2 separate regions of the Mus musculus genome follow, and region 1 is linked to region 2. The links are chromatin loops, found by intact Hi-C in ENCODE. Cell type or tissue: heart. All regions are shown on one strand. Links, peaks and the distances in the headings refer to the core of each region. The heading gives the core; the rest is flanking DNA.

The links. Hi-C counts contacts between places; a loop is a spot of excess contacts. Peaks named below come from ENCODE experiments on the same cell type or tissue, not always from the same donor. Only the 100,000 strongest peaks of a DNase experiment are listed, where the experiment ranks them.
Region 1: a loop joins it to region 2, with 2.8 times the contacts of the local background. A loop is called at or near these places in 1 of 42 quality-filtered maps.

The regions. Positions count from the first base shown.
Region 1 is chr9:119,399,500-119,404,866 of GRCm38, reverse strand. Acvr2b (activin receptor IIB) reads right to left here and starts at 2,689. Exons shown (of 11, transcript NM_001313757.1): 1 at 2,270-2,689. The coding sequence starts at 2,321. In heart, for the core only: a CTCF peak has its summit at 2,935 (motif pointing left); DNase peaks (open chromatin) are centred at 1,286, 2,366 and 2,856; H3K4me3 peaks cover 3,309 bases; H3K27ac peaks cover 3,016 bases.
Region 2 is chr9:119,090,783-119,096,149 of GRCm38, reverse strand. Plcd1 (phospholipase C, delta 1) reads left to right here and starts at 2,648. Exons shown (of 15, transcript NM_019676.3): 1 at 2,648-2,792. The coding sequence starts at 2,759. In heart, for the core only: a CTCF peak has its summit at 2,543; DNase peaks (open chromatin) are centred at 1,559, 2,559, 3,219, 4,399 and 2 weaker places; H3K4me3 peaks cover 1,731 bases; H3K27ac peaks cover 3,402 bases; H3K27me3 peaks cover 542 bases.

The sequences.
Region 1 (5,367 bases), core at 244-5,243, 310 kb before region 2:
TCTAAATACATATGGCTACTTTAACTGTACTTATCTCAGGAGTGTTTGTCTGCAACTATGTCTGTGTGTCCATCCACACACATGCCTGTTGCTCTCTTCGGAGCCAGACAGCAGGGGACCCTCCTGGAAGTAGAGTTCAGGTGTTAGGACTAGAACTTGGGTCCCCTGCAAGAGCAGCAAGCACTCTTAACCACTGAGCCATCTCTCCAGCCTCACACTGCTGTTTGAACCACCCAGTCCTGCGGTATGAAAGCAGTCAGAAAACACTAAAGACACAGCTATTTCTTTCTTTTACTAACAGGGCTGTTGGGAATTTTTAAGTTGAATATATCTGTCGAGCCCATGTTCCCGCTGGCAGCACCAATATACAGATCTCTCCTTTTTACCACAGAGCTGAGTAATTCCGAATATCAAGCCAGAAACATGAAGGAAAGATCTCTGAAGCCAGAGGCACAGGAAGGCCAGCTCTACCCCAACCCTTCAAAGTTTTCCTCCAGTTCCTCAAAAGAGAAAGCAGCAGCCACCACAACACAGGTGACTCTATCCCCAAAGGCAGAACCACAGGTTGAGTCAGAACACGTGCCTCTGTGTTCCGTTATGCACTCCCCCAAACAGTGCAGCAAATGTGGTACCAGGGATCCACTCTCACTCTGCCCCTCCAAATGGGAAGTGACTGGTGAGGTCAAACTGGAACAAACAGGAGCAGTGATGTACATACAGACTTCTAGTCTGAGGCGAACGGTCCTGAGACAATGCTTTCAACAAACCTAAACTTAAAAGAGGCAAGGCACATACATGTCCAGGTGCAGAAATCCAGTAAGTCAAGAGCCGACTAGAGGTTGGTCCTATAACTTGGGGTCAGCCTGCTGCCGCCCTCCCCGGAGCAGACCACTGTTTTCCATCACTTCCAGGCTCTCATTCTTGGGGTGAAAAATCTCTGGAGCAACACTTCGGGGAGTGGCAGAAAGAAACAAAATGTTCACCCTGAGCACCGCGTTGCCTCTACCACTCCAGGACAGCACTGAAACCGCTTCCCAACAGTGGGCTCGGGTAGCAAAGAAGTTATCTCTGCCCTCTGGTTCGTACACTCATGCTCCACCGCACCCAGGCTCGTGCAAAAACTCTCGGGGTCGGAATTAACAGCTAACCCTCACTACCTTGTAATAGAAAAGATTGAAAGTGAGGATCCCTGTGAGGGGGTGCAATGACCATCTGGGATACCCACCCCCGCAGCTGCAAGGGGGATCCCAGCCCTTCCCTACACTCCGGGCCCCGCCCCTCGCGGGTTTCCCAGACTCCGCGCTGCTGCCACCTCGGGCCGCAGGGGACCCGAGCTGCATGTGTAATGGGGGTTGGGAACAAAGACGCGCAGGACCCAGAGCCCCAGCCACCGGGCACCAGCCGTCCTAATCTCCACGATCTTTTCTCTGGAGTCTTAATGCCCGACTGTCCACGTTTCCTGGAACTGCCCTAAGCCCGCCCCGGAGCTCCTACAAAGTTGAGCACGCTTCAGCACCATCGGGACACAGAAATCAGTGCCTAGGCTTTGGGGGAGAAAGCGCTTTCCCAACACAACTTCGTGCGTACACACCCACACCTTCTAGTCCCAAGCAGACGCGCACCAGCTATCCACAGCCCGCAGGCGGCTGCGAGCTGACCGCGGGTCACTCACGCCCGCCACGTGCCGGCCGAAGCGATCTGAGACCTGTTGGTTCGCCTCTTCAACCCTTCTCCACTCCCAGTTGCCCAAAACAAAAGCGGTCCCACGAGGGCGCATCTGCGGCCCGCTGCAAGAAAAGCGGGCGCAGGTAGGAGCCACTCGCATGAGGATCGCGACGCGGAGTGGCGGGACGGGATGCAGAGGACTCCGGGCGGGCTATGGAAAGCCGTCCGCTTCGCTTTGCGACACCTATGACTCTCAGGGGCGAGCAGCCCCAACCCAGCCGCCCCCAATTAGATGCCCACCCCGCTTGGCCGCCTTCCCCACGCTTAGGTTTTCCCCGCTCTATCCCTGGGGTCCGCACACCCGCGGAACCTGAACCCCGACCCTGACGCTCCAGGTTCCCCCATCACCTAGAACCTCTGCGAGCCAGAATCGCGCAGAGGAACCGCACGGGCGAGCTCGCCTCTAAGATCGCAAGCACCAGAGCGCCCCGCGCGACCCCGATCCCAGGCAGGTGGCGCGGCGCCGAGGCCGCGGGGCCGCCCTTTGTTGGTAAACACCGCGCGCCCCAGGTCCCTGCACCCCCACGACGCGCCCGGTCCTTACCGGCGCACAGCGATCCCCAGAGAAGGGCGAGGGCCGCCCAGGGCGCCGTCATGTTCCGCGGCGCCGCCCCGCGGACACCCGGAGCCCGCGGGCAGGGCCGCGCTGCGCTCCCGGGGCGCGCAGGGCCCGGCGGCGGCTGCGCTCTGCTTCCCGCTCCTTCTCTGGGTCTCGCTTCCAGGAGCGCGCGCTTCTGCGCTTCGGTTCCCAGGCAGTATGCGGAGATAGGGGCTCAGGGCCGCTGCGGGCGGCGCGCAGTGCGGCCCGGGCTATGGGGCGACGCGGGAGCCGGGGGGCGGCGGCGGGGCGCGGGCCAGGGCGCGCCCGACGCGGGCATGGCGCAACGGGGCTGGGCCCGGGCCCCGGGCGCAGGGGCCGAGTCCGGAGGGGCCATGAACGGGGGAGGGGTGGGGGAGGGGACCTGAACCGAGTCCAAAATGGCTCCTGAGCGGTGGCCACGGAGCCGAGCCAGCGGGGAAACCCGGATGTTGGATACAAAGAGGCGGGCGAGCTGGGCGGGGAGGGGGAGGGGAGGCGGGCCCTCCGGCCGCGTGGTCCGCGCCCCCCTTGGGGGCGGGGCCGGAGAGGAACAACAACACCGAGGCTCCGCCCCCCAGCCCGCGCCCTCTGGAGACAGCGCGCCTGCAGCACCAGACTCTAGGGCTAGGCGGGGCGCGCTCTCCGAGCTGGTGGGATTGGACTGCCCACAACTTGGCTGGTGCTTTCCTGCCCCGTGCTATGGAGCCCACGCTACGGGATGCACGCTCCTCTGGGACCCCTGAGTGAGTGGGTAGCTCCTGGTCCCCATAACCTAGGACCTCTGCCCTCCAGCTCCCATTTATGGGCTAATTAATTGGCAGGAAAACGCTGAAGTCTGAATTGACAGCAGTTCCTCACAACGCACGCACAGTTATCTCCAAGCAGAGGAGGACCCACAGAGCAGCTGCAGGTGGGAAAGAACTGTTGGCGACCTGCTTTCTGAAGGATCCTCAGCAATCCAGCATCCTTCATCTTACCTTCAGCACTCCTCCCACCTCTAAAGATCTGTTCAGAACATGCCTCTGTTCCTTTCACACACGCACACACACCAGATCCCTCCATTTCAGATGTTACACAATCAGAGTGTGAGAGCAATCGGCCTCCCAGCTACACTGGAAAAGCCAGTCACTACTCAGGGGAAAAAAATGCTATGGAATCCTCGGATAGTTACCTCCTGCCTCACCAAGAGCAGTGGGTCATAGGAGGAAGGACGCTCCCCCCCGCCGCCCCCCCCCCCCAGCCTGGGTCATTTCATTTGCTCGAGCCTCGGACTTCCCTTATGAAAATGACGGTGTTGAAGTCCTCCAGACTTGGGTAGAGTTTCTTTCTGCTACGGCTTTGGTGTTGAGGTAGGGATCCTCAGCTTCCCAAGAAGTCTGCACCTTGTCTGACAACCTTTGCTCTTAAATGTGGTCTTTTTCCTCTCCTTATGTAATCCTCAGGTGGCCTCGAGCTCGCAGTCCATCTGTGACTCTTCCTATTTTTCGTTCGTTTATTGATTGATTGTGTGTGTGCTCTCTTGCCTGTATCTATGTGCATCCAACATACAGTCATATGTTTCCATATGCCCCGTGCCACCAGCACCCTCCATCTCACATCTGGGCAGCTTTAACAGCAGAGGGCTGAGGGGCTCCTTAGATGTCACTAGGGTCCATTCACGTTGCTAAGTGTATCTTCTATTTCTTTTAAGATTTTTATTATATTTTACTTATTTATATGTGTGTTTGTATGTGTATGTGTGCATGCATGTGTGTGTGTGTGTGTGTGTGTGTGTGTGTGTGTGTGTTAAGGAGAGAAGCAGACAGACAGAGACAGAAGAGAGAGAGCATGAACACATTGAGGTTGGATGACAACTTGCAGTTGGTTCTGTCTTTCCACTCTGTAGGAGCTGGGAATCAAACTCAAATCCTAAGGATTGGCATCAGGTCCCAGTACTTGTGAGCCATCTCTATGGTACTAGCACCCTTTCTAAATGGTAACTGAGGTGACTTTTTAAAAGATGGGACTCTGGGGTTGGATGGCTCAGCGGTAAAAAGCACTTGCTCTTTTTGCAGAGAACCTGGATTTGGTTGGTTCCCAGGACCCAGACTGGACGATTCACAAGTGTCTGTAATTCCAACCTCAAGAACATTGACTTCCTCTCCTGATCTCCACAAACACCTCTGTGTGCATGCACATGCATGCACACGTGTGTGCACACATACACTTAAAAATAAAATTAGGCCGGGCGTGGTGGTGCACGCCTTTAATCCCAGCACTCGGGAGGTAGAGGCAGACGGATTTCTGAGTTCGAGGCCAGCCTGCTCTACAAAGTGAGCTCCAGGACAGCCAGGGCTATACAGAGAAACCCTGTCTCGAAAAAAACAACAACTAACTAACTAAATAAATAAATAAATAAAATTAGGCCAGGCGTGGTGGCACACGCCTTTAATCCCAGCACTCGGGAGGCAGAGGCAGGCAGATTTCTGAGTTCGAAACCAGCCTGGTCTACAAAGTGAGTTCCAGGACAGCCAGGGCTATACAGAGAAATCCTGTCTCAAAAAACAAAATAATAATAATAATAATAAAATTAGAAAGATGCTTATGGGCTGGAGAAATGGCTCAGTGGTTAAGAGCACTGACTGCTCTTCCAGAGGTCCTGAGTCCAATTCCTAGCAACCACGTGGTGGTTCACAGCCATCTGTAACGGGATCCGATGCCATCTTCTGGTGTGCCTGAGACAGCTAGTGTACTCATATAAATAAATACATCTTTAAAAAAAAAAAGAAAGGACTGTATCTTGGTTTTTTTTTTAGATGCTTATATTACATTATAGTAATTCTCCTTTATTTGTGGTTTCTCTTTTCAGTTACTAACAGCCAAACAAACCTCAAAACTTTAAATATTAATTTTTATAAGTTAGAACTTTCAAACTGCTGGCCACTCTGTCTAGCAAGATGACTTCTCACCACTCTTCTCTGACCTTCACAGGACACAATGGATACCTGCCAACTTCCATGCTGATTTTCTGCCCACTTACTGGTCTCTCATTTTTTGTTTGTTTTTTTTTTAAGGTTTATTTT
Region 2 (5,367 bases), core at 151-5,150:
CCGCAGGTGGCCCCACCTCAGTGGTGACAAGGTCTGTACTAGCCTGCTTCAGGCTGGGGGAGGCTACAACCAAGAGGAAAAAGGACAAAGGAAAACCCTAAAGAGCCCCGTGCTAGCCTGAGATTACCAGGGCTGCTGCAACGCTGTAGCCCATGCTGGCATCTGATCCTTGCGCAGGAGTGACGTCAGCCTGATATGGTCTGAGGAGTCTCCCTTGCCATCACTGTCTCTTGGGGCAGGTGACCTTCCCATCACCTGTTGAGGCTGTTAGACCTGGGTCAGGACCTGCTGCACCAACGTTCACAGAAGCAGGGGTGTGCCCTCAGACCAAGAGCCTCTGTGGCTACAGAGATGTATTAGATAGGCCACCGAGAGAATGGCTGTGGGCAGGTGAACTCTAGCTCAGAACCCTAGGCAGGCAGTATCAGTGCCACACTCTCAACATCTTCAGTTTACCCCAGAGCAGACAGTCGTTCCTGGTTAGAGAGAAGCAAAGTGACTTGCTCAGATTCTCACACCAGGAAATTGTAGAGGCAAGACTTAACACAACCCCTTCACCCTGATGCTCCGGCACTTGGGTTCTAAAAGACAGGGAGAGCACTGAATAAACTTCACTGGCCTCACCCACCTGGGCTGGTCTTGGTTTGAGTTTCATGGGGGAGGGGCTGAGCAAGACAAGCCCTGGAGCCTGACCATCCTGAAATTTAGCATTCTTGTGCTGATAGCGCGCACACATGTCCACGCTGTCCTCGGAGTGAGGGATAGCGTGGGGGCCAAGGGAACTGACTCTAACAGAACTAGTACTGGCTGGAATACTAGACCTCTCTCACCTGCCCACAGTCACCAGCCCCTTCCCACACACCCACCTTTGCACAGACACTTGAGACTGGGGCAGCCAGGGGTTGGGGGTGGGACAATACCTGGAACTCTGCCCATAGAGGACAGGTCTCAGGTCTCAGGCTCCAAAGAAAGCCTACCACCGAGGCCCTTTGAGCAGTCAGGGTCTCAGGAGAGTTTGCAAAGGTTCTGAGTAGAGTATATGTGGCACCCGGGCAGGACTAGGCCCACACCGCTGCCCCTGGAAGGCTTCCCCCACCAGATTCCACAACCATCCTAGGCACACTACTTAAACCTAGCTGCACAGAGCAGAGGGCCTCCCACCCCGTGAGAGAGGGAGAAGAAAGAGGATGGGAAGAGTGTCATGGTGCAGGTCAGCACTTGAGCATGACGTTCTTTGTTTCTGCAGAACCTGGCTGCTTGGGACAGCTTTGAGTCAGCATGCCTCCCCAAGTCTGCCTGGCAACCCCAGGCCAGGGAGGGGACATGAGTGAGCTGCAATGCGTGCAACAGAAGCTACATATGTGTCTGTGAGCTTGGAGTACTCAGGAGCAGAGCGTTCTATAAACCCGGCCATGGTCTTTTGTGGTAGAGGGAGAGGCCCTAGTGGTGGGTAATGCCCTGGCTTGGAGCCCAGGACTCGGAGACGGAGATGACAAGAAGAAATGACTCTGGAGATGAAGCCGTGCCAACTGCTGGTGTCAGGAGTTCTTGGTCTCAGGTGTAGGAGAGGAGGCCTGACTCATGGATGCGAATACCTGCCAGGCTCCAGGACAGGACCGAGGGGGGAGGTTCCAAGGCTCAGGGAAGACCTGGAGAGTAGGGCTTTGGAGAAAGAGACGGAAGTCAGGGAAGGAATTTCTCAATTTGCCCCTTCCCAGGCTCTGTCTGCAATGGAGCCTTACTCATTCTTCATGCAGTACAGCGCCCAGCTTGTGGAAAGGAAACCTGGGGGGGGCCTTCCTAGGGCATCAAGACGGGGGTGGGGGTGGGGAGTGGGAGGCCTGAGTGCCAGCCCCACACTGTGGGGGTGCGGGTGGGGTGGGGTGTACATGAACGGCAAGTGATTCTCTAAAACCCAGCCTTAACACTCAGAATCGGGAGACAGCCCATGCTTCACAGGCCACGGAGGCCTGCTAATGCTAGGAGAGAAAGAGCTGAGGAGAGCCCGGCTAGACTCTTCCAGGCCAACTGCCTCCAGTATCGGGACCCTTGCCCAGGCAGCCTCACGGCAGGCCTCCGTCTTCTCCCCTCATTAGGGAGTGAGGGGCCTATACCTGCTTGCTGTTACCCCTACCTTAAGGAAAGCACCTTCAACACCCCCGGAAATGAGACGTCTCTCAGAGCTAAAGAGAGGGGCCCCTCTCTTGAAAAAAAAATCTAGATATTACTCTCCCCAAACGTGGCAATGTGGGCCCGTGCATGCACGCATTTCTTAGAAGACAGACCAGACTGCCTGGCTAATCAGCCGCTTTAGCAGTGATTCCTGTCCCCGCTAAGACCCGATTCTGATTCTTTCCCACATCACCCACAACCCCGGCGAGGCCAGGCGCCCACAGGCAGGGCGTGGGGCCGGCAGCTCGCCGTAATGACAGGGCCTGTGGGTGGTGGCGGTGGAGGAAGCAGGAGGGATCTGACTATTTCTGGCCCTGGCGCACCCAGCTGGCCCGAGCCCCGGCCAGGGTTGGCTAGTCTTCCCGGCCCCCAGCACCGCGTCCTTTCCAGGTCCCCTGGAGGGGGCGGGGAGAAGCGCCGGTTGGCGGGTCCGGGGGGCGGTACGGTGTTCTGGACCCACCCCCGGCCGCCTCCCATCTCAGTTCAGTTGGGTCCCTGCACCGGACTGCGCAAGGACCCCAGGCCGCTTGGTGATTTTGCTCAAGTGAATCACGCCGCGTCCCCTCCTCCGCGCGCCCCGACCGGCATGGACTCCGGTCGGGACTTCCTGACCTTGCACGGTGAGTGTCCCGAACGTAGGGGAGACCCTCGGGAAAGCCGAAATACACCCGGGCGGCAGGGATAACAGCTCCTTCGGCCGCATTTAAACCACCAGAGAGCCAACTCCTTGTCCCCTTGTGGGATCCCAGAAAAACCTCGGCCCGCGCTGGACACAACCTTGGGCGTTTCCAGACTTTCCCCCAAATCTGGCCCAAGAGATCGGGGAGCAATGCTGACATCTCTCGGGGATTTCCCCTTAGCCTGTTCATAAAAGGCTGGGCTCCTGGGTCCAGATGGCACCAAAGGGGTCAGGGAAGGAAAGGGACAGCATCCTTAGCCAAACTCTCGATTCAGAGGCTCCCCAAAACACGGGTGCGCCTGAAGCGAGTCAGGCCGCGCGGGTGTGGCGGATGAGGGTGTAAATGGGTGGGGCGAGGAGGAGGTGTGCAAGTTTGGCTGAAGTCGTTCTGGCAGCCTTCGCTCCCCAGAACAGAGAAAAGCGATGCCAGGGCTGGGAGGAGCAGCGCTGTCTTTTTGCTGACCCTCCTGGTCGGACTGGGCCAGATCTCAGTTAGAACCGCCTGGCAGCTTGGTCCTTTGTCCAGCCGGCTTTGTTTCTTCCCATCTGGGCTAGCTCTTCTCCCCATGCCTGTCCCTCTAGCAGAGAGGGAAAGCGCAGGCTCCTGGCTGCCTGTCTTAGAAGCGTCCAGGGAAGAGCAAGGAACTAAGTGGTATTTACGCACACTCTGTGGGAGGGGCTGTGGGGAGTCTTTCCTTCGTGTCTCCCCAGGTCATCTATTAGCTCAGCAATACCTGCTCCTCTCACATCGATCCACGGTTTCACAGTATTTTTCACTTAACTCGAGTATCCCTGAGATTGTAGGTTCTTGGTTTTTGTTTTTTAATTAAACAACGTGTACTTGTGCTGGAGGGGGTATGGGTGTATGGAGATCAGAGGACAACTTGCAGGAATCAGTTATCTCCTTCTATCTTGTGCGTTCTAGGATCAAACTCAGGTCACTGGGCTTGGCAGCAATTGCCTTTACCCACTAAGACGCCTTGCCTCCTGGGCTGTAGATTTTTGTGTTCACCTGTCCTCCGCTCCACTCCCCCTTGGATGTGTGCCCTGCAGGCAGCCCCCAACCTGTTTTGCATCAGTTGACCTGGACTTTATTGTTGTGGGGGCCCAGTAAGCTTGGGTTTCTAAAAGCCACCTTGTTGGGCTGTGTTCCTGCCCCTCCCACTGTTCCCTCATTCTCTCCAGAGGTCAGAGATGCCCCTACAGCTCCTGACTGGTGGGAACAGAGGGTGGCCGCTCTGAGGGTCACAGTGGAGAGGGGCGGGCTCTCCCCTGGCCGCCTCCCTCTGGCTGCCTCTGACCGCCATAGTGTCATGGAACCTGGGTCATGGAGCAGGCCTCAGTGTCTGTACCCTGGTCCCATTTCTTTCTTGGGTCAGCCCTGGTATCTCCCGTACCCAGGAAGACACAGAGCCTCAGTCTAATACAGCACAGGCTTGGCCAGCCTGGCCCATCCTGTTTGAGCCCAGCCTCCTGGAGTTGTGACTCAGTCCAGCCTTTCCTGCAGGACTGGAATGTACACTGTGGCCAAGCTGACGGACCTGTGGGCCCAGCGCTTCAAGCGTGGCATCCACCGTGACCTCCAGAAGCAGCTCCTGCCTACACTGCCAACCCGATGGGGAGGGGAGAGGGGTCAAGGAGGGTCTCTGTGGGAGGGCGTGGTCACTGTGGCTTGTACTTGTTAGCTGATGGGGAGTCTGCACTCCTCTCCACAGTGCAGGTCCCACAGCACTGGTCACTTTCTGACTTGGGCAGTTGGGGGTCTGCTGGAGAGGTGCCCTCAGTCCCCTCCATTAGCTGGAGACCTGTGGACTCACCAAGAGATGACACGTGGCTCTGTCCTTACTCATACAGAGGCGATGTTGGATAAAGACACATATTGTGCAGACAAACAGTAGAGTTCTCACTCTCCCCTGAATTCCTTGCAGAAGTCTCTCTCTCTCTCTCTCTCTCTCTCTCTCTCTCTCTCTCTCTCTCACACACACACACACACACACACACACACACACGCTCGTGTGCCCACAAGCTGGGAATTGTCTGGCAGAGTGGTTAGATGATGGGACAGAATCAAGGGCAAATGTAGCTGGATTTGTATGCACGGACCAAGGGGCTCTTTCTACCACTGAAGCCTGCTAATTGATACTATAGTTGCCATCTTCCCCTCCTACACCACCCCTCTCTATTTTAACTAAGCCTGGACTGGCATCCCCAGCAGGGCCCTGAAAAGACATTACTTCCCAGGACCTTTTCCTTCACTAAAGACAGTCACCACACTGACTTGCCCTGCACCTGGCCCACCTGCCCTATTGCCCGAGCCGGCAGTCTGTAAAAGGGACAGGGAGCCCCTAGAGCCACAGGCTCCAACTCTAGCTTTGCCATTTGCTGTGTAGCTGTGGCCTTTCTGAGCCCTTTTCTCATCCATGGGATTGCAATATATTTTTCCACAGAGGATGTTGCCAGGATAAAATACTAGTGGGGGCTGGGGACTTAACTTCAGCAAAGTAGCTCGGCGGGCA